Regions from separate parts of the Homo sapiens genome. Here region 2 is linked to region 1. Evidence: chromatin loops called from intact Hi-C (ENCODE). Cell type or tissue: left ventricle myocardium inferior. All regions are shown on one strand. Each heading gives the region's core, and the rest is flanking DNA. Links, peaks and the distances in the headings are about the cores only. Region 1 overlaps DCDC1 (doublecortin domain containing 1). Region 2 has its middle 23 kb from the start of ARL14EP.

Region 1 (10,890 bases), core at 1,109-9,108:
CATTGCCAAAATTCAAATCTTCTGCAGCACACATAAAATAGAAGGTAAGCATTGGAATTATTTACCTTAATATATTCAGCCAAAATGAAATGCTTGATGATATTGCTTTTTAAAAAGTCAAAGTTTGTTTAAACAAGTAATATTTCACCTCTGCATCTTGCTGTTTAACTCTTTAAACTAAATTATGTGTTTGACAGGGTTGAGTATTTTAGTTCACACTACAGTTTGAATGTGCAAAGAGAACATCATCTTTTTATTTTGTCATTAACAGATCTGACCTTCTTTGTGAGCCTTATGCATTCTCTAATCATGTTTACATTTTGTTCCATCCATTAATTTAATTAGTCCCTTTAGGGAGAGCTTTCAGATTTCTCTATCTCCAGAATCTCACGTTAAGTTCCACTCTAAGATAGAAAAAAAGCACTTGGGTTGCAGATCTTCTTGCTTCCTGGGCTCTACTGTCTGAAGTCGATGACTGGAGTGACTTATGGTTCCTTCTGTTGGTTCAGACGATACTCTGGGTGGGTGTGCTACCTCCCTGATTCAGCCTTCTCTCTGCTTCCTGTGGCCCTCTGGAGCCTGACTATGACTGAGTGGTCATCTCATCACCTCTGCAGTCCTTGCTACAGAGCCACCTCACCCCTGCTTGGCATCCACTTTTGGAAAGCTCCCCAAAAAGATTCTCAGCAACTCCTGGGTCTTAGCTGCACCTCCCAGAAACCAGATCCCAGTTCACGTGGCTGGCTGTGCCTCAGATTGGAGTAGCAAGGGTAGCTCAAAAGGGGACAATGGGCAGTGTCCTCACTGTTTCCCCAGTTTAACTAAGATACCCAAAGTGAAGCCTGTAGAGAGAATCAAGACATGCTGTGCTAGTTTTCTGGCTTTCTCTGTCTTGTGCCCCAGATCCCCTCTGGCCCAGGAGTGATGGTTTTTCTCCAGGTCAATCCTGAAGTTAAACTCTTGATACAGTAAGTGGGAGCTACAGGCTTTTGGAGAAACCATAGATCATGACTGTGTCATCCTGACTTCCACGTTCGATGGCAGTATGCTGTTTGAATGTCAAAAACTATCTTTGGACTTTTGCTTTTCTTTTATAAAAGTTCTAATTTCCTCATGATCTTCCTCCTTCCATTAAGTTTTCTCCAGGAACCAGGACAAAAGTCCATATAGAGAAAAGAAAAAGAAAAAAAATTAGTATAATTTAAAACATTGCCCTATTATATATATTGAACACCGTGTAGTAAAACTTTGCATGTGTCATTCAAGGCTTTCTCTGGGACTGGGACTGGGACTTCCACTGATGAGTTTTGGATCCCAGAGAATGATCTAGAAACATATATCTAAATAATGTAGCCCATTTGAATAATTACGATATATGATAATTAACTGATCTTTGGAAAGACCAATTTTTAGTATTTTTGACTAAGAATATCTTGAGAGTAAAGAATCTATAAAAATTAAAATTAAATTCAACTGAGTTTAATAAGTAACCTATGAATAGACCAAATAGATGGAATTATTTTGCATTTGTATTTTAGTGTGTGTTTTTAAATTCCTGATGCTCTGCAATTGTAAGTAATATGTCTTTGCAATTTGTGAATTTCTGCTCAGCTCTTGTTTTAGAAGTCCAAAGTGACATTGTATCTGGAAGCAAGCTTGCTGTGCATAAACCTGTAGCAATTTTTGGAGAAGAGAAGCAAGTTACAGAACCGGAAGAAAAGCAAATGCAAGAAGATCCTCTAACAACGGAAAATGCTTCCAGTGAAATTCTGTAAGTAATCAGTGTAGCCTGAAAAGCTACCTGGCTGCTTTTTGAACTCAGCTCATTAGCCCGATAACAGCACAGAGCCCATGCAGGGAGCTCATGCCAAGTTTGTGAAACTAATGGCAGCTGAAGAGCTAGTATTTAATTAGTTTTCCGGCAAAATGATACAACTACAGCTTCGATGTTCAACCATCACAGTGATCTATTTTCAGTAATATTGTTACAATGTTATTATTTTTAAGAGGCTAGAATTTTAGGATAGTAGGCATTTATTTGAGGAATTCATCAAATTTTGTTTCCATAATCATTGACTTCAGGATAAATTAAACTTCTTCCCTAAGTTCAAGTTGACACATGTTAATATACAGTTATCTTTCTGGATCATTGAAATAGCTTTCTGATTTCTCTCTATTGCCGTAATATCTTCCTTCCAATTCCCCTCTAAGTTAAACTGTAGACAATTAACTTTCTAATGTACAATCCTTTTCACATAGTTTTTTAAGGGTACCTATTGCAGACAGAAAAACCTATTCATCTGGAATCCCAAGGCCTTCTGACCCTGGTTCATGCCTGTCATTGACCCTCATTTGCATTCCCATGCCCACTGTCTCTTTCTGCCACATGAATTCCAACCTCCAGCTCAGCAACGACAAGCTGTCGCCTGCATATTGCACATTCTGTTTATGTTCTGTTGCAGACCTCTGAGCCACATATGAATTTCTCTCCACTGCAGTGCCTTTACTTGCCCCGTACTTATCTGTAGAATGATACTTTAGCATTGAAGTCAATTACAGCAATGACTGTACGTGGCAATGTGCTTGTCAGTCCCTCTCCCCCTTGCCTACCCCTCCCTCTACCAGCCTGGGAACGTTGAGGGCAAAGATTCTGTCACATGGGTTCTAATTATCATTTACTGAATAAATGAATGAAAGATTGAATGTGTTTCCAAATTATAAAACCAAAAATACCTGGCCAATTACCTCTGCAATAATTGTGAAACTAATTTATATATCATTGTTATTAATTGTTTCTATCCTCAATTATAAGAATATGAACGTTTATTTTAGGAACCAAACTTCCTCATTTGGATGGGTGATTCAGTTGGTCCTATGACTGACACTAACAAAGGCACCAGAAGGCATTTTTCAGAGAGAATGATTGGTCCTAGATGGCATCTTTCTCAACAGTCAGGGAATTGACCACGAACTTTCACATCCCCTTCTAAAGAATGTGTCATCTAGCCTCTTAGTCTGCACTTGGAAAAAAATAAACAGAAAGTAAGAAAAAAGAAACATTTTTGAGAGCAAAGATCGTCATTGTTCTGAATCAGAGATTTCATGAAGGCCTGGAGTCCTTGAGGTTAAAAGTGATTGGGTTCTCTCAGAGTACAATGCAGGCATCTACTGCATATTCCAAGCAGGCTCTTTTGCTCAAGCCTCTTCTTGAATACTCCTAATAACAGAGAGATCACTGTTTTCAAGGAGGCCCATTCTAACATTTAAATAATTATTTAGACCATCTCCATCTTATTATTCCATATGTTTCTCTGTACTATGCCCTATACCTCTTCTACTTGGCAGCCCTTAAACTATTGGAAATATTTTTTAATATACAGGGTTATCTATTTTCCAGGCTGTCACTAGTCATTTGAACCATTTCTGATGACATGATCCTGAAATAATCCTAAATCATCTAATATCAGGAAGTCACTGTAAGATTTTTCCCAGACTTTCTTAAATGTGCTTGTTTGGAGTTTTTTGCATATTTGAAAAATGGGATGATTTAAGGAGGGACATGCATAAAGCCAGCAGCTAGAACATCAATCTAGAAGGATCCTTTTTGATTGCTTTTTTATCATAAAGGTGTCCGGCACAAACAATAAGAAAAATGGAAAAGAAATTCTAGTAGCACTTGCCTACTCTGTGCTTTGCAGGAAAAAAAGATTTTTGGAACACAGAGAGTGGGGGAAACTTTCTCATTTCCTCACTGAATCACAGGTACCTGCCCACCTCTTCAGCCTTGTCTAGAACTACCATCCCCTCACTCACTGCATACCTGTCACACCACTGTCTTTCTGTTCTTCAAGTGGGCTAACCATAATCTTGCTTCATAGCCTTTTCATTTGTTCTTTTCTCTGCTTGGAATGCTCTCCCTCTAGATCCTTACATGGCTGGCCCCTTTCTATTGTCTTTGTCTCAATTCAAACATCACCTCTCAGAGAAACCTTCTTTGACTCCATTGCTAACGTAAACCTTACCCCATCCCAGTCAATTTCCATTACAATATCCTATTTTATTCAACTTATGGCATTTATCTTGTTTATTCATTTACTTGTCTATTTAATCTCTCCTCTTCCCACTAGAATGTAAACTCCGTGAGCACTGATAACTTACCTGTCTTGTAGATGTTCAATAAATATTGATTAAAGGAGTGAATAACTAACGAATGGTTTGTTCTATGAATGAACAAATTAATAAAGCAAGATGGACTGAAAAATGACTGTTCTAAAACTGACTTGACTATACCTCATTTGCCAGGAAGTTCAAGAGCTGATAGAGAAATTCTGAGTAAGAAAGTTAAACATCTGGATTTGGGTGAAGAATCTTGTTTGCATCCTGCTAACTTTGTTAAAACTAAGAATGACTTTTTTTTTTTTCCTTTTCCCCAAAGAAATGGAATTGATGAGAAAGCTGTGCGTTTTATTTTTAACACAAGATGGCGCTGTTGTTTTTTTTAACTGTAAAGGGAGAGGTTTGCCTTCAGAAGCCGCTTGTGCTGCCTGTAGTTCTGAATGAGGCAGTGATTACCCACCAGTTTCATATCCACATGTAATACTTCTATTACATTTGAAAAGAGTACGGTCAGCTCTGCTAGCACAGGAATTGTCCCTGAAGATTTTGGTAATTTAATAATGCTTGTAGTTACATCAAATTATGACAAGCACCTTGGTGATCAGTCTGTCCCAGAGAACTTTATTTACAGGTACGCATACTTAGAGTGCTGAAATAGGCTTGCTGCTTTGCCTGTATATTTATCCTTCCTCAGTCAAGCAGTCCTCATATCACAATCCCACTGAAGGCAAATGTGCTCTCAACAGTGGCCTGGAACTTTATATATACAGATCTATATGGCGGCTACTGATCCCCTTTATATCTTCATTTTAGTAAGAAGCCAGAAGGCTGACTCAATTATTCAAACTATGACTATTTACTCTGTTTAGTATATTATTCTCTATCAAAAGCTGGCTCATATGTGCAGATGCTATTTGAGTTTCTCTAGATTTCTCTGTGGAGAAATCTTGGAAAAGTTAAGGTTTCTTAACCTTGTCTAATGAGTAAACTTTACAAAACCGGGTAATCTAGGCTGTACTGTTCCAGTCAGAATTATGACCCAATTATGGGGTAGAGAGAGGGAGTCTCATTACATGTTCATTGTGAATTTCTCAAACTACTGAGTAGTCAATCTTTATGATTTTTGAAATACAATACATAGTCCCATTTTTTTCTGAGTAAACATGACAAAGATGAATGCTGTTTATTATGTGATTGAGGAATTTTATTTGTAGCCTTATATTAAAAGATCTAAATGATGTATTAGTGAGATGTGAATTTCCAGTATTAGGCACCCTTATGGAAATAAGATTTATAGATCCACCAACATCCTGTGGAATATGATCAGACTACACCTCAGAAAAAAATTCTGTGAACACGAATGAGATTTCTTAGACTTATGTTTGCTTCTGAACCTTGATAGAGATTCACACGTAAGAGCTCATCTTCGAATGAAGGCTTGTCACACACTTCCCAGGTATGCCTGGCAGGAAACTTCACATGACTTTGATGAGGATGACAGTCTTCCAAAGAAAACGGAAAAAGGGCTCTTTGAAAATGTGGAACCACAGAAGAAACACAGGTAAAAAGTTGCAAAGGATTCCTCTTAAAGATTTCTGTCTAGTGTTAGTTTTCTCACCTTGGGACACATATATTCCCAAGAGTTTTCACTGCTGTTAGCTGCTGTTTCTATCAACATGCACATTTTTGTCTTATGTTTTTGATTAAAATATTTACAAAATTTTGCGGGAAGGTCCTTTACTCTTTGGTTTATTTTGTTCAGTGTATAATATCTTACTCATTTGTGTGTTTTTTTCTATTAAACAGTATGCTTATCCACCTTTGCCTCCTGACAACTTAGCACAGAGCCTATATATTTGTTGAATGAATGTGTGAGTGAACTTCTGAATAAGCATTTAAGATGCCCTAATGTTTTTAAGAAATTAAGAAAATGCAGTTTCTTCCTTTTTAGTTTAATGTTTTTTGTCAATGTCCAATGAAATGACAGGAATATATAGTACTTTGTATTATTTCATAATCTTTAGACATTTACTTGACATTACAGCAGTCACTGGAACACATGAATTAAACATTTTTGACACTTCAACATTTAGCACTAGGCCATGCACGTAGTAGGGGCTTAATAGATGTTTATAGATTAATTTAATTGACAATGTGTTGTGATATGTAATATGTTACTTCTGCTTAATGTAAGGTCCTTAAGACAGTCATTTAAATTATTAGTGCATCATTATTTTATGATATGCTATGACTTGTTAGAGGTGAGTTAAAAACTTGGAGAATGGTGTTCTGTTTCCAGGGATACTGTAGATAGAGGAAAGAAACAATCATAGTTTGAATAGAATTCCTTTATTTCTCTGTTTTTATTCTACATGCCCCTGCCCCCATTCTCTTACTTAATTTTAAATTTTACTTTTTCCTCTTTAAATTACCTTGTCAACTGAAGTTCTTTTTTCTTTGCTAACGAATTTTTCAAATATTCTCCTGGTAAACATTTATTTATGTTACAAAATAAGCTCAGAATTCTACTTCTTATGTCAGCTTAGAAGTGCAGTGCTGGTAGCATTGCCGTCATTCTAATGATATGGTCTATCATTTCAAGTTAACGTGTTTCACGTTGGAGCTCTCACCAACAGAACTTATAATCTCCAGCACATCAAGTGCATGATCAAGTGCATGGGACATTTTTCTGCCACTAATAGAGATTTCTTTATCTCAGCTGTTCACCAAAGCATAGTAAATTGCACAAGCATTGTCATCAGCAGTTCGAATACAGAGATGGGCAGATTATAAGCCATGCTGCTCCTCAGCTAGTCTTGGGGGTTCAAGGTCCCAATCTCCGATCAGGCATGGAGGTGGTTTTGGTGGAGAAGAAATCTGATGGTAGTCATCAGCGCTGGATACACCAGGAAGACAGCAGGTAATCCCATTATATTTGGGTTTACTATATCAAAAGGTGAATAGGATCCTAATAAGTCTAGCATGGTCCCCACAGAACAAGATGAACTATATCTGAGAATTCTGGGTCTTCTATTTAACTTAGCTGATAATTCTTTATCCTAGCCAAAGAAGAGGAAGGGAATAAAATCAAATGTAAATGCTAGGTAAGCTACATACAATTTATCCACAATCAGATTCAGAGGAGGAATGTTCCCTCTGATCTCCTGGGTATAGTTTTATCTGGCCATTGGGCTCAAGACTGAACTTGCATCAATGTCATTTTTATGAAATGAATAGATCAAATAAGAATTCTAAAACGTCCCCAATTTTCAAATTTTTTGATACTTTTCATTAACTTACTCCCCATCCTTCCCCCAACACACACCTTCCCTCTTTCCTCCACCTTCATAAAATAACCAGTTTGTGGTTTCCACTCACGCAGTATAAACTAATTCCTATCTTAGCAAATATATCAACCTAATTCAATGTCTGGTCCTGGATCCAAATTTGAACCAACTACAGTACTGTAAAAAAGTTATTTTTGAGATAATCAGGAGAAATATAAAACAGCTTGGCTATCTGATGACATTAAGGAAGTCCTATTAATTTTGTTGGGTCCAATAATGGTTCAATGGTAATGTTAAAAAAAAAGTCCTGATAAGTTGGAAACATTGTAGTATTTACAGATAAAATTAAAAGCTATCTTAGATTTGTTGTAAGACATTCTATCATAAATAAAAATTTTAAAAGTTGAGGGGAATGGATGAAATGAGAATGGCAGAATGTTGATGGCTGTTAGGTCCATGCTGGTTGATTACACATTTCTCTCTCTCTCTCTTTTTTTTTTTTTTTTTTTTTGGGTGCATATGGAACATTTCTTTAATCGAACAAAAAAGAAAACAATTCCCTGTTTTTTAGATTGGTTTGCTTCAAATTCTACCATTAGTGTGATATGGTGGGCCTCCAGGGACCTCTTTAATCTCTTGAAATAGTGTACAAAGTGTATGTTTGTGCATCGTGCAATTTATTTTTTCTGGGAAAGAGCTGAGATTTTCACTGGCTTCTCAAAAGGTCTGCGATGAAAAGGCTTATGAATCAGTACTTTGAGGGAGGTTGCACAAGCTTCAGCAGGCGGCAGCAGCGAGCCCTGCCTGGGCAGGAGAGGAGCTGGTCTTACTCTGCTCACTGAGATGAGCAAAGCCTCCGGCAAGGAGAACTCGCTGGGCTGATGTTAGAAAAGACGGGAAAACCAATTGTGTAGACAGACCTGGTGAAAGTGTTTCTTTGCCCCATTCACCTGGGCTAAGCTGCCTTTGCAATGTGTAGGTAGGACAGCAGGCTTTTGTTTCTGTGAATGGTTTGCCATATGGAACCAGAATTCATTCATTCAACTGCCAAGGGTTATTGAGGGCAGTGTTTTAGGAGCTGTTGCTTTACAAAGAACAAAACAGATAAAAAATCTTTACTCTTATGGAGCTGACATCCTAGTGTTTCCTCATTTCTACATTGTATTTAGCAATTTATATTATTGCCTCGGCTTTCTGTATTATAGTAGAGGTCCCCACTTAAACCTAAATTGCAATTTGAGCATGGCTGATAAATTTGGGTGGACATGCATGGGGAATGAGAATGTGACCCTACGGCAAGAGAAAGCCATTGCATAATGAGTTTGACCCAGGAATACTTGGTCATTGGAAGAGAATACTAGTTCTGAATCTTGCTCAGTGTCTGTCTGCCTAAAACTCTATGAGATGTTGGGTCATGTGTAGCACTGCCTTGGAAAATCTAACCATGTATAACACAGAAGAGAAGGACAGTTTCTTTCCATCTCCTCCCACTTTGCAGAACATTCTGTACTTTTGTCATCTTGGGAGCTCCTCATGTCAAGACACGGAAAAGAGAGGCAGTTAGTGGAAGGGAGATGGTGATATTGGTTGATCCGTCATTGGAAACGTCAGAGTCCAGAGAGAAGAGGTGGAGCATCAGGGGGCCCAGTGGGACAAGATTTGCTGATAAGCACAAGTCCCCCTCTAGGGACACCCAGACAGACTTGAACAAAATAGTTTTTTTTGTTTGTTTTTTTTTTGAGACAGAGTCTCTGTTGCCCAGGCTGGAGTGCAGTGGCATGATCTCGGCTCACTGCAAGCTCCGCCTCCCGGGTTCATGCCATTCTCCTGCCTCAGCCTCTCCGAGTAGCTGGGACTACAGGCACCCGCCACCACGCCCAGCTAATTTTTTGTATTTTTAGTAGAGACAGGGTTTCATCGTGGTCTGATCTCCTGACCTTGTGATCCGCCCTCCTCGGCCTCCCAAAGTGCTGGGATTACAAGCGTGAGCCACCGCGCCCGGCCAAGAGTTTTTGCAGAAGTCTTGTTGATTAGGTGTGGGCATGATTCAGAACAATATATGTCCCATGGCAGAAGTGTGTTTGTACAGCGACAGTAATTCTGAGGTTTATTGCACATCTTCCCTTGACATATTGCTTTGTTCTCTTTCATGTGGATGGGTGGCTTTTAAAACTCATTTGTTTTGATGAGCTGGTGAAACCTAGAGAACCGTGGGTTACACTATGTAGTAGAACTTAATGGAAAATTGCATTTATGTTAACCACAGTCTTTTTATCCTCCATATTTTACCCAGGCTAGTAAATTAGGGTATATATACCCATGTACATTACATATGTATATAATATATATCACCCTATGGCTGAAGGAGATTGCCCAAGAAAGGATAAACTTGCAATGGGGTCCCCTCCCCAAGGCTAGGGTTCAGGACTCATTAAAAAAGGTATGGTTCCATTCCACTGAATTGCAGAGCAGTTTTGCTGGTGTACCTGGCCAGAGCTTGTCTGTAGTGGCTGAATGTCTTAGTCTAGTTTCTGTTACTTATAACAGAATAACTGAAACAGGGCCGGGCATGGTGGCTCATGCCTGTAATCCCAGCACTTTGGGAGGCTGAGGTGGGAGGATCACCTGAGATCACCTGGCTGGACCAGCCTGGCCAACATGGTGAAACCCCGTCTCTACTAAAAATACAAAAATTAGCTGGGCGTAGTGGCACATGCCTGTAGTACCAGCTACTCGGGAGACTGAGGCAGAAGAATCGTTTGAACCCAAGAGGTAGAGGTTGCAGTGAGTTGAGATCATGACACTGCACTCCAACCCGGGTGACAGAGTGAATCTCCATCTCAAAAAAGAAAAAAAAAAAAGAATACCTGAAACTGAGTAATTTATAAGGAATGAAATTTATTTCTTACAGTTCTGGAGGTTGGAAAGTCCAATGTTGAGGGGTGCATCTGGTGAGAGCTTTCTTGCAGCTGGGGGCTCTCTAGAGCCCTGAGATGGCACAGGTCATCATATGGCACAGGGCATCATACAGCACAGAACATCACGTCACATTCCTTTTCTTATAAACCCACTAGTTTCACTCCCATTATGACCTATTAATCCATTAACCCTTTCATCTATGGATTAATCCAAGCAGACCCCTCTTGATCCAATCACCTCTTAAAGACTCCATTTCTTAATACTGCCACATTGGGAATTAAGTTTCAACATGAGTTTTGGAGGGGCATTCAAACCATAACACTGAGTGAGCAGGACATAATATTCTGGAACATATAGGGGGGTGCAGTCTGTTGCTGGGCACAGCAGCATTCAGAGGGAATGGGATGGTGGTACACTAGGAGGCCTGAAGCATGTGGTGTCCATGTCAGGAGAAAGTGAGCAAAGGAGCAATAGGCAAGCCCGGGCTATGAAGGTCCCAGGAGACCTGCTTCCTGGGCACCTCGCTGGAACAAAGCATCATTGGGTGTTCTCACTCCCAACTGCTGAC
Region 2 (10,890 bases), core at 1,130-9,129, 570 kb after region 1:
TTGTCCATCCTGCCTTTTAAGTTCTTTTCCAGCTAATGAACCTTTTCAACCAACACAGGGCGCTTGATGTTAATCACATGGAGAAATGCAAGCTCAATCTGTTCACCTTCGAATAGATAGCGCCTAAAAGGTATAGAAATTCCATTTAACTTCTCAAGTCCTAATCTTAAGAATTTCTTAGGGGAAACTTCTTCAACTGCCTGTTTTCAAGAGACTTTCAAAACCCTCAAGCAATTGCTAAAGTGATACTAGAAATGCATTTGCCTTTATCTAGAGACTTGGTGAGTACTAGCCTGTAATTTATCATTCTGTATAACAGAAAGCCTGGAGAATCATATTATAAAGAAGTCTTCAGCTTTCATAGCTGATATGTAAACATATTCCTAAGGCAGAAAAGGACTGGATTATTAGTGATGCCTAAACACTGACCCTGGGGAAAGCGCTCCACATCCAGTTATTTTTAAGGACATATTATCTTTGTGTCATGCAGGAAAGTGCCTGCACCAGCAAGGCCTTGTCTTCCTTCCCAGACTCACATAATCAGTGGTAAAGAGGTTACTGGAGATAGTGATTGAGAACTCAAGCTTTGGAGTTAAGCCAGCCTAGGCATGACCTGCATATTCCTGCATAAATATGGGTATGTGCATATATGCATAAACCTGGTTGTGGCTTATTTATATTACTTAACTTCATTCATTGATTCAACAAATATTTACTGAGCACCTGCTACATGCCAGCCAGTTTCGTAGGTACTGAAGACAAAGGAGTAAACAAAACAAAACTACCTCGGGGTGCTTCCATTTGTCTGCAAAATATAGCAGTAATTTGTCGCACCTCGCCCATAAGGCTGTTTAAGGATTACACCTGAGCCTGGTACCTGGCACATACTTATTAGTATAAAAACAAAATAATGTTTTACCCCATTCTAGATTTAAAATACTTCATGGTTCATTTGTTTATATTTTGAGCCATTTCAAACCCTGTTTTTCAGAAAATTATTGTGGAGTTTCCTTTGATGGGGCCTGGCAGATACGATAAATAGTAGCTGGCTCTTTGGGCTATGTAAGCAGGAGCTGTGGTAGGAGGCAGGGCAGCAGGCCGCATGAGTGCATTTGGTAAACTGAGTCATGGCCAGAATGTGTTCAGGCGGCCTTGGCATAGATCATCACAGAGGCTCTTCATTTTCAGTTTTATTCTGAAGGGATTGTGCTGAGATTACTTTCCCTCTAGAGTTTCTATTTGTCAGGAATACTATTAAAGAGTTTCAAATGAAGCATTTAACAGAAATTCCTGATGCTGTGGTTCCAGTTCATTTTCTTTCCTCTTGCCCACCAGGTCTCAGTGGTGGAGGGTTGAGTTGGACAACCTAACCCACTTCTGCCCAGGTCTTCTGGGTACTTGGCTATTCCTTGGGCTTCTCTGTGACGCATCAGAACCCAAGGCTGTGTGTGGGCCCATCCTTCCTTGGTACACAGATACAGAGACCCTTTGTCTCTGATAGACAAGTGGACTATCCTTTCCTCCCACTTCTGGAGTATCATGCTTTCCTGCTTTACTTCCTTTGTCTTTTCATCCTTTGGAATTCATTTCCCAGTAGCACCTGCCTTAGCACCTATCATTGTCACCTGGTGGGGCCTGAGCTACGGATACTGCACTTCCTTAGACCCCAAGGTGAGGCCCTCCTTCTGTGGCACACTTCCAACCCACCGTACAGGAAATAAAAAACAGCAAAACATTTCCTTTTACATTTCTTTGCCCCCACATTTTGCGATGGGAGGTGAAATAAGAAGCAAGGTCAAATTTTATGAAATTGCCAATGTCAATTATTTCTGACCTAAAGGAAGAAAGCAAAGGAGGATGGAAGCAAGGAAGCAAAAAAGGGGGAAGGAATGGGGGAAAAATCTTGTGGAAGCGAGGGCTAGAATTAGGTAACGACTCATATATTCTGCTCTTTAATGATAATTACAGTTTATTGAATGCTTCCTCTGCATGAAGCACTGGCTAAACAAAGTTTTACATATATCACCTCACTTAATCATCACATCAACTGCGTGAAGCTCCTCTGAACCCCTAAATTATTCCCATTTTAAGGATGCAGTAACTGAGGGTAAGAGTTAAGATATTCATCCAAGGTCCTGCAACATTTAACCACAAAAGTCATGGCTTATCTGCTATATGAGAAGAAAAAGATACAAATCATTAGCACCAACAACTTCCACTACCTTTTAATAGTGTTATATATATTTTCATGATTATAAGAGTAATCATGTTCAGTATAGGAAATTTGAAAATTACAGAACATTTGATGGAGAAAATGAAAAATCATATGAAGTCAAATATAACTTGTATTATTATTTTAGAGTCTCTCTCACTTTGGGTGTTTTCCTGCTTTTAACAAATTTGGAATTGTTCTTTTTATTTTATACTCTGCCTTAAAAATAATTAGCATTGTTATGAATGTTGCCCCATTACTTTAAAAATTCGCCAAAAACTTATTTGGTTATATTATATTGATACATAATATAATATATAAAACATATATAATGATATCCCATTAGCTATCCAATTGTTTTTCTCATGTTAAAAAATTAAGCAGTTACCAAATTCTGGTGTTACAAATGTGATGAACATCATTGTACAAAATCACTACTTTTGACACCAATGGCAGGTGTGTTTGTCATTTAAAGGTGATTTCTTTTCCACAAGAAGTGTCATCACTTACATTTTCTGGTTGTTCGGTCACAATGATCTGCATGGTGTGACCAGGTTGATGGAACTGATACACTGCATTTGTTGGGAACTGACCCAGCCAGACCTGGGGTGTGAGTGTCCAGACCAAAGCCAACTCCAGCCAGGTGAGAGGACTTGCAGCTATTTCCTCCCCTTGGTGCTGTCCTGGGCTCAGCCTGGTGAGGATTTCCCACAGGAGGCAGGGATGAGCAGACTAGAGACAGCTGTGTTGTTCTGAGAGCTCACTGCTGGCTGCCACACAGGGCAGCATCTGCTTTAATACCTAAGGTTGTCACCTGGTGGGGCCTGAGCTATGGATACTGCACTTCCTGAGACCCCAAGGTGTGGCCCTCTTTCTGTGGCACACTTCCAACCCATTGAACAGGAAATAAAACACAGCAAAACACTTTATTTCTTCTTCCCTTCTTTCATTCCCAAACCTTATTCTTACTTGGTTAAACTCACCTTCCTTAATCAGAAAGAAAGGAGGTGGCTCACACCTGTAATCCCAGCACTTTGGGAGGCCGAGGCCTGCAGATCACCTGAGGTCAGGAGTTTGAGTCCAGCCTGACCAACGTGGTGAAACCCCGTCTCTACTAAAGTAATCCCAGCTACTTGAGAGGCTGAGGCAGGAGAATCGCTTGAACCTGGGAGGTGGAGGCTGCAGTGAGCCGAGATCGCGCCATTGCACTCCAGCCTGTGCAACAAGAGCGAAATTCCGTCTTAAAAAAAAAAAAAAAAAAAAGGAGGGGCATACCTTCTTTTATTGTGGCAAGAAGGGGAGAAAGTAGAAACACACAAATTAGACTGCACTGCCAGTTTCACCTCCTGCTTTGTGCTTTTTTTTCTTTAAAGTATGACTTTTTCTCCATATTTTAAAATATTTTACTCAACAAAATTTATTGAATGTGTATTATGTACAAAGCACTGTTTAATGCAATAGGAATGGAAATGACTGAGGCTCTACTGAAAGAAAAATTTTACATAACTTTGCTTAGATTGGCTGCTTATTCAAAAATTTAGAATATTGAATATATTAATTTTCCTAGCTACTAGAAATGTCAAGCCCTTTACTAATAAATTCTAAGTTTTTTGAAGTCTCTAGCCATTTTTAGTTTAGTTTTCCCCCTGTGCCAAGGAGTTTTCTGTTTAACATTGTTAAATTTAGCAAATAAAAGCACAGGACACACAATTAATATTGGATTTCAGGTGAACAAATACCTTTAAATATATTTCATGAAATATCCATAGGTGTGTTCCAAGTATTACTAAAACATTATTTGTTCCTTATCTAAAATTCAAATTTAACTGGATGTCCTGTATTTTATCTGGCAACTCTATTTCTATTGAATAAGAAATTTTCCATTTATTGAGTCTTTGCCTTCGGCTTTTTTTTTTTTTTTTTTTTTGAGTCAGAGTCTTGCTCTGTCACCCAGGCTGGAGTGCAGTGGCACGATCTCTGCTCACTGCAACCTCTGCCTCCCGGGTTCAAGTGATTCTTGTGTCTAAGCCTCCCGAGTAGCTAGGATTACAGGCACCCACCACCACACCTGGCTAATTTTTGTATTTTTAGTAGAGACGTGGTTTTGCCATGTTGGCCAGGCTGGTCTCAAATTCCTTCAGGTGATCCACCCTCCTTGGCCTCCCAAAGTGCTGGGATTACAGGCGTGAGCCACCACTCCTGGCCTGCATTGGGCTCTTAACCTGACACATTTAATGTTTATACATCTCTATAATGTAGGTATTGCTATCCACATTTTATATGCAAGGGAATGGAGGCCTCTAGAAAACAAATAACTTGTCTGAAGTCCCAAAGCCAGCAAGTAGTGGAGACAGCATTCAGACTCAGGTTCACCTGACACCTAGGTCCATGCTCTTTCCTCTGGATTATAAGTACTTATAATTGAAGTATGGACTAGTTTTGGAATATTCCACTTTAACTGTATTTTAGTAGAATATTTGATTTCAAATTGAAAGAACAATCTATATAAGAAGGAGGGTAAGAAGGAGGAAATTTTGCTCTTCTTCCCATAATATTTAGAAGAAACGTTTTATCCCAAAAGCACTTGAACAAATGGCACTCCTCCAACTCTACCTTAAGATACTCATTTTCTAAATGTATAGTTTTTGTTCAAAGTGGTTGAGCGCTTCACTGGAAGTTTGTAGTAAAATATCGCCCTCTTCTGGACAGATGGGTATCATTCAATGGAGATGGATACAAAAGACTTTTTTTTTTTTTTTTTTTTTTTTAATTTTTTCCTTCCAACTTTTATTTTTGGTTCGCATGATACATGTGCAGGTTTGTTACATGGGTAAATCGTATGTTGTTGGGGTTTGGTGTACAAATCTTTGTCACCCAGGTAGTCTATAATAGTACCTGATAGTTTTTTGATCCTCATCCTCCTCCCACCTTCCAACCTCAAGTAGGTTCTGGTGTCTATTGTTCCCCTCTTTGTGTCCACGTGTCCTCAATGTTTAGCTCCCACTTATAAGTGGGAACATGTGGTATTTGCTTTTCTGTTCCTGTGTTAATTCACTTAGGATAATGGCCACCAGCTGTATCTATGTTGCTGCAAAGGGCATGATACTGTTGTTTTTATGGCTGCATAGTATTCCATCGTGTGTATGTCCCAGTACACTTCTTTTTGTTGTTTTTATGGCTGCATAGTATTCCATCATGTATATGTCCCAATACACTTCTTCATCCAGTACACTGTTGATGGGCATCTAGATTTATTCCATGTCTTTGCTAATGTGAATAGCGCTGCAATGAGCATACACATGCATGTGTCGTGTCTTTATGGTAGAACAATGATACAAAGGCTTTTTAAGAGTTAGGACAAAAGTACAATTCGATTATGTATCCAAACACACAATAAATAGCTGTTGTTGTCACTAAGTGTACACCTTCTTCACTGTGACTTCTCAGAACGAAAACAGAAAGACATGTTAGAATTGGCTGAGAAACATATTCCATCCATGTTTATGGAGCTGGCTGAGTGGTGGGCATGGAAGTGGGCAAAATCTTTACTTCCAGGACACACCTTAAGTAACCAAACTGCAATAATACCTAAGTCATCAGAATCACATAGCTTCAATGAATCCTGAACAGAAAGAATTTCACATGTATAAGATGAATGGTCAAAGAAGAATAGAAAAATATCCACCAGCATTGGAACTTTGGCGTCAAACAATCTATTTAGATTCCCTTCTCTTCCACTGATAAACTATGTGACCCTAGGCAAGTTATCTAAATTCTTTAGCTCTCAGTTTCCTCATCTGTGAAATGATAAAAATAGCCACTTATTAGGAAAGGTGGAATAAAGAAATGTGGTAATATCTGCTAGGGTCTGAATGTTTGTTCCCCCAAAATTCATATATTGAAATCCTCACGCCAACAGTGATGGTATTAGGAGGTGGGGTCTTTGGGAGATGATTAGCTTATGGTGACAGAGCCTTCATGAATGGGATTAGTGCCTTTATAAAAGAGGCTCCCGAAAGATCTCCTGCCCCTCCCACTGTGAGAGGTTTATAGCAAAGAGACATTGTTTATGAACCAGGAAGTGCCCTCACTAGACACTGAATTTGGTGGCATCTTGATCTTGGACTTCCCAGCCTCCAGAGCTGTGGGGAACAAATTCCTGTGGATTGTATGCTATCCAGTCTATGACATTTCATTATAGCAGCCTAAAAGGACTAACATATAAAGTATAAAAACAATTTCATTTTCTAAAGTGTCCTACTTTATTTTCACCCAAATTTTGGCTAATAGCCAAGGTTTAGCAAACCAAATTATTTCTCTAAATTTATCCAATTTTAGAACTGTGTATTTTTTCAAGAAAGTCGATATCACCATAAAGATGTTTTGAAGCAGGAACCTCAGAAATAGGTGAACCTATGAACGTCTAACCAAATATACTCTATATTTTTATGTAATTTCAACTGAAAAAAAGTTAAAAAATGTCAATACACTAAAATATCAAAAAAGATGAAAGCATTTAAATATCCCTGTATCACAAATGATTAAGAATATCCAGCTTTATAAAATACACTGTCAAGTATCAGAAAGTCATTATGCATTTGATTTTTTTTTTGGCATCATTATTTCTGGAAATGACATATAGAAAATGTTGAGGTGTGTGCTGAGTTCCCTTTTGTTTGGCAGGAACCAGTTTCACCTTCCCCTCTTTCACACCACAGAACTGAGAGTCCTGTAAGGGTAAAAGGGAAGAAGAACAGGAGCTGTTGATGCTTTAACTTCATTTTGCTAGCAGTGTTATAAACCACAAATTTAAGTCAATGATATGCCTTTAACTGCCTGACAAGTTATTTAATTCAGATACAGCTATTAAAAATTTATATTCATTTGACCTAGGATTGAGTTCTAGCTATGAAACATAGGATGACAGAGAAAATTATCCAAGTATTCTCTGTTTAGCTTATGAACAACAGAAATTTAATTCTTACAGTTCTGGAGGGTGAGAAGTCCAAGTTCCAATTTTCAAACATGCTAAGCACTTTAAAAGCAAGTAACACCAATACAAATACCCTAAATTGGTAACTTAATTACAAGTGCCTTATTGTTATTACAGAATGTCAGACCCTCATGGTAAATTACCATAGGCCATGCTACATTTGTCTAAAGGAGGTTAAGGTCCATGAGAATGGTATGAGAAGATTTTGCAGGGCAGGATTGAAGATGTGGGGGTAAGTCACAGCTGTTTGCTCTCCTTAAAAGATATAAAAGTTCCTGGCCGGGTGCAGTGGCTCACGCCTATAATCCCAGCACTATGGGAGGCTGAGGTGGGCAGATCACAAGGTCAGGAGATCGAGATCATCCTGGTTAACACGGTGAAACCCTGTCTCTACTAAAAATACAAAAATTAGCCGGGCGTGGTGCTGGGCGCCTGTAGTCCCAGCTACTTGGGAGGCTGAGGCAGGAGAATGGTGTGAACCCGGGAGGCGGAGCTTGCAGTGAGCCGAGATCGCACCACTGCACTCCAGCCTGGGCGACAGAGCGAGACTGTCTCAAAAAAAAAAAAAAAAAAAAAAAAAGAAGATAAAAGTTCCCAAGGGCATGAGTTTCAAACAGGCCATTCTACCCTTGATCTTTTATCCTCAAATGAGTAGAGCTAACTTTCCATCTAGTCATTACCTTGTATTCACTTAATGGTCAATCGTGCAAAAAGACAAAATTATTGACTCACATAACTGAAAATTCCAGGTTTGACTTCAGACATAACTGGATCGAGATACCCAAATTCTATCTATCTTGGTCTCTGGCTTCCACTTTCACGTATGTTGTTTACATTCTAAGGCAGATTCTCACTTAGTGCCAAGATTAGCCACCAGTAGGCCTGGTCTTAAACCTGTAAACTTAGCAACCCTCATTGAAAAAAAGCATCACTTCTTCTCTAGTCTCAGTAAGCCTGAAGTTGATTGGCTTTGATTGACCTGGCTAGTCATACATCCACCCTTCTAACATTCATTAAGGCTAGTGAGATGCTACATTCTCAAAGGCCAGGACTTGTGATAAACCCACCCTACAACCACAAAGTAAGGCCAACTGTATCTGAACCACATGGGCTGACTACAAGGGTGGTTTCTCAAAGGCCAACTGCAGAGTGCTAATTCCAGAAGGGGAAGTGATACTGGGCATGCAAAACACTACCAGACTTTAACTGACGTGGAAACAAAAATAAAAACAAAAACCCAAAGCAGATTCAAGAATTTTCCAAGCAGTGACCAAATGGACTTGATAATATGAACAAGAGAAAGGAGTAAAAAATGACTGACTATATATTTTATTGACTCATCTAAGGCCAGATACAGCAAACAATCTAATAGTTTATAATTTATTTGATTTTTAGAGCCAGGACCTGAGAACCAAGTTGAAATAGAAACAAATTAGGTTACTGTATTAGTCAGGGTTTTCCAGAGAAAGGGAACCAACTGGATGTGTCTGCCTGCCTGCCTGTCAATTGATATATTGATCTATCCATCCATCCACCCATACACCCATCCACCCATCCACCCATCCATCCATCCATCCATCCATCCATCCACCCACCCATCAAGAGGTGTAAGGAGCCTCTCAACATGGGTTGTCGGTATGTCACACAGTGTGAGGCTTTGTTTGCCAAGAATTTGTAGTTGAGCACTGACCCTAAAATCTATGTGTAGTTCTTTAAAAGACACAAGGAAAAAAATAAGCATGTTTTTTCAATTACAGCTTTTGGGGATGAGATGGAAACTTTTACTGAAAAAATTAGAAAATGTTTCTTTTTCAACATTTTCTATAGGAAAGTCTATCATCCAATTTAGAGAGGTCAGGAGCTATTTTGGAATAATAAATTTATTTTCATACACCAAACTGTAGGGCCTGTATTTTATGCAGAAATTTTCATTGCATAGTCTCATTCACTAAGTCATAAATGGCTAGATGCTTGCTAGCATTTTTAAAAAACCTCAATATACCACAATTCACTAAGCAATCCTGAATACCTCTCTTAATGCCAAAATTCAATTTGTATTTTATCCAGAATCTTGTAGTCTCCATTTACATGGTACCAGTACTGCTACTATTGGTTACTTTATCTTATGTGACAAAATAACCAATTTAATTTTCAATTACCTTCAAGACCAAATAATAAATTTGGGGTGTCAGAATATAACAAAAAACAATTTAATTTGCATTTTTCAAATTCTTCAGCGTAACTGATTGCTTGTTAACAAAGGGAAACTTAGCCAATTTGTTAAGTTTAGCAATGTTTGCAAACATTAGTTTTAATAAGTCTATTTATTATAAAACGTATCTTAGGCTTCAAAACCTAAGATAGGATAGGTAGATTATGGTAACATTTTTTTTTTTTTTTTTTTTTTTTAAGGTAAGAGTCTTGCTCTGCGTCCAGGATGGAGTGTGGTGGTGCGATCTCGGCTCACCACAACATCCGCCCCTCGGGTTCAAGCTATTCTCATGCCTCAGCCTCCCGAGTAGCTGGGACTACAGGTGTGCCCCACCATGCCCAGCTAATTTTTGCATTTTTAGTAGAGACGGGGGTTTCACTATGTTGGCCAGGCTGGTCTCGAACTCCTGACCTCATGATCTGCCCGCCTCAGCCTCCCAAAGTGCTGGGATTACAGGTGTGGGCCACAATGCCTGGCCAGCAACTCTTTAAAAAATAAAACGTTTGTTTGCTTGTAATGACATGAAATGCAGTTTCTAATCACTGGATGTTTAACCAAGAAATCACTCCCTTGTAGTTTCGAGGAGGAAAAAACACATTTTAGTTGTGGCATTTCACAGAACTGTAATACTTCCAAATTTAAATACCTTTTGTATTTGAAGGTGTTTTATTGCTATCCCAATAATCTGCTTTATCTAGTAAATTTCCTGTATTTTTCTAAAAGTTAAATTATCTTAATAAGATTAGTAAATCCTCACAACTATACCATTAAAAATACACATTGGGACATATACTTTGCAGAGGTCTATTACCTTTCGAACTAAGTATTCAGTTGTGTTTCATGATTTAAAAAAAATAGATAAGAGCATTACTTCCCAAGTACCTCCACTTTATAAAAATAAGTGAAAAGAGACTCAGAATTGCCTGTGTGTATTTCTGTATCCTCACTCACATTCTTGAAAATTAACACCCAATATGGTTGACTGCTGCTGGGCAAGACCTAAGAATGATAGAGAAACCATTTGATTTTGAAAAACATCCACTTCAGCAGGTTATTATATAATTACATGTTCACAGTTAAATTTATAAGTTAAGAGATTAAAGGAAAGTAGTAATAGCTGAGAGCAGTTTTTTTCATGAAGATACCAGATGTCAGCAAAACTAAGGCAGTGTCCTGAATTTTGCACAAGAATGTTAAGCTATAAGCAGGGCAAACATCATGGAGGTAGAAAACCTCTACCAAAATCCAGTCCAGATAAGACATCAGTTTTCTACATTGTGACTCAATGTGTAATCACCTTTTGGAGGTGGAAGGGGTATATGAGGCCAGTGGGATCTGATTTTTCAGGGCAGTCATAGCTCAAGGACTGAGCTGTTCTGGTTTTGTTTTTCTTGAAAACAGCCACCCACAACACTATTTAACAAACCAACCGACACTTTAGCCATACTCAACTGAAAAAGTAAAATGGTTTAC

What was found. Peaks named below come from ENCODE experiments on the same cell type or tissue, not always from the same donor. Only the 100,000 strongest peaks of a DNase experiment are listed, where the experiment ranks them.
Region 2: a loop joins it to region 1, with 6 times the contacts of the local background. A loop is called at or near these places in 91 of 110 quality-filtered maps.

Annotation. Positions count from the first base shown.
Region 1 is chr11:30,911,657-30,922,546 of GRCh38, reverse strand. DCDC1 (doublecortin domain containing 1) reads left to right here. Exons shown (of 39, transcript NM_001387274.1): 24 at 1-44; 25 at 1,612-1,771; 26 at 5,519-5,677; 27 at 6,836-7,036. It overlaps LOC105376611 (a long non-coding RNA gene), which reads right to left. Exons shown (of 5, transcript XR_007062642.1): 5 at 233-1,140. Among named protein-coding and RNA genes, the nearest start is that of LINC02859, 180 kb to the right of the region's middle. In left ventricle myocardium inferior, for the core only: CTCF peaks have their summits at 4,258, 4,465 (motif pointing right) and 8,185; a DNase peak (open chromatin) is centred at 8,206; H3K27me3 peaks cover 17 bases.
Region 2 is chr11:30,340,303-30,351,192 of GRCh38, reverse strand. No RefSeq gene overlaps it. Among named protein-coding and RNA genes, the nearest start is that of ARL14EP, 23 kb to the right of the region's middle. RefSeq lists a silencer at 8,176-8,225. In left ventricle myocardium inferior, for the core only: a CTCF peak has its summit at 4,917 (motif pointing left); no DNase peak of the experiment used is centred there.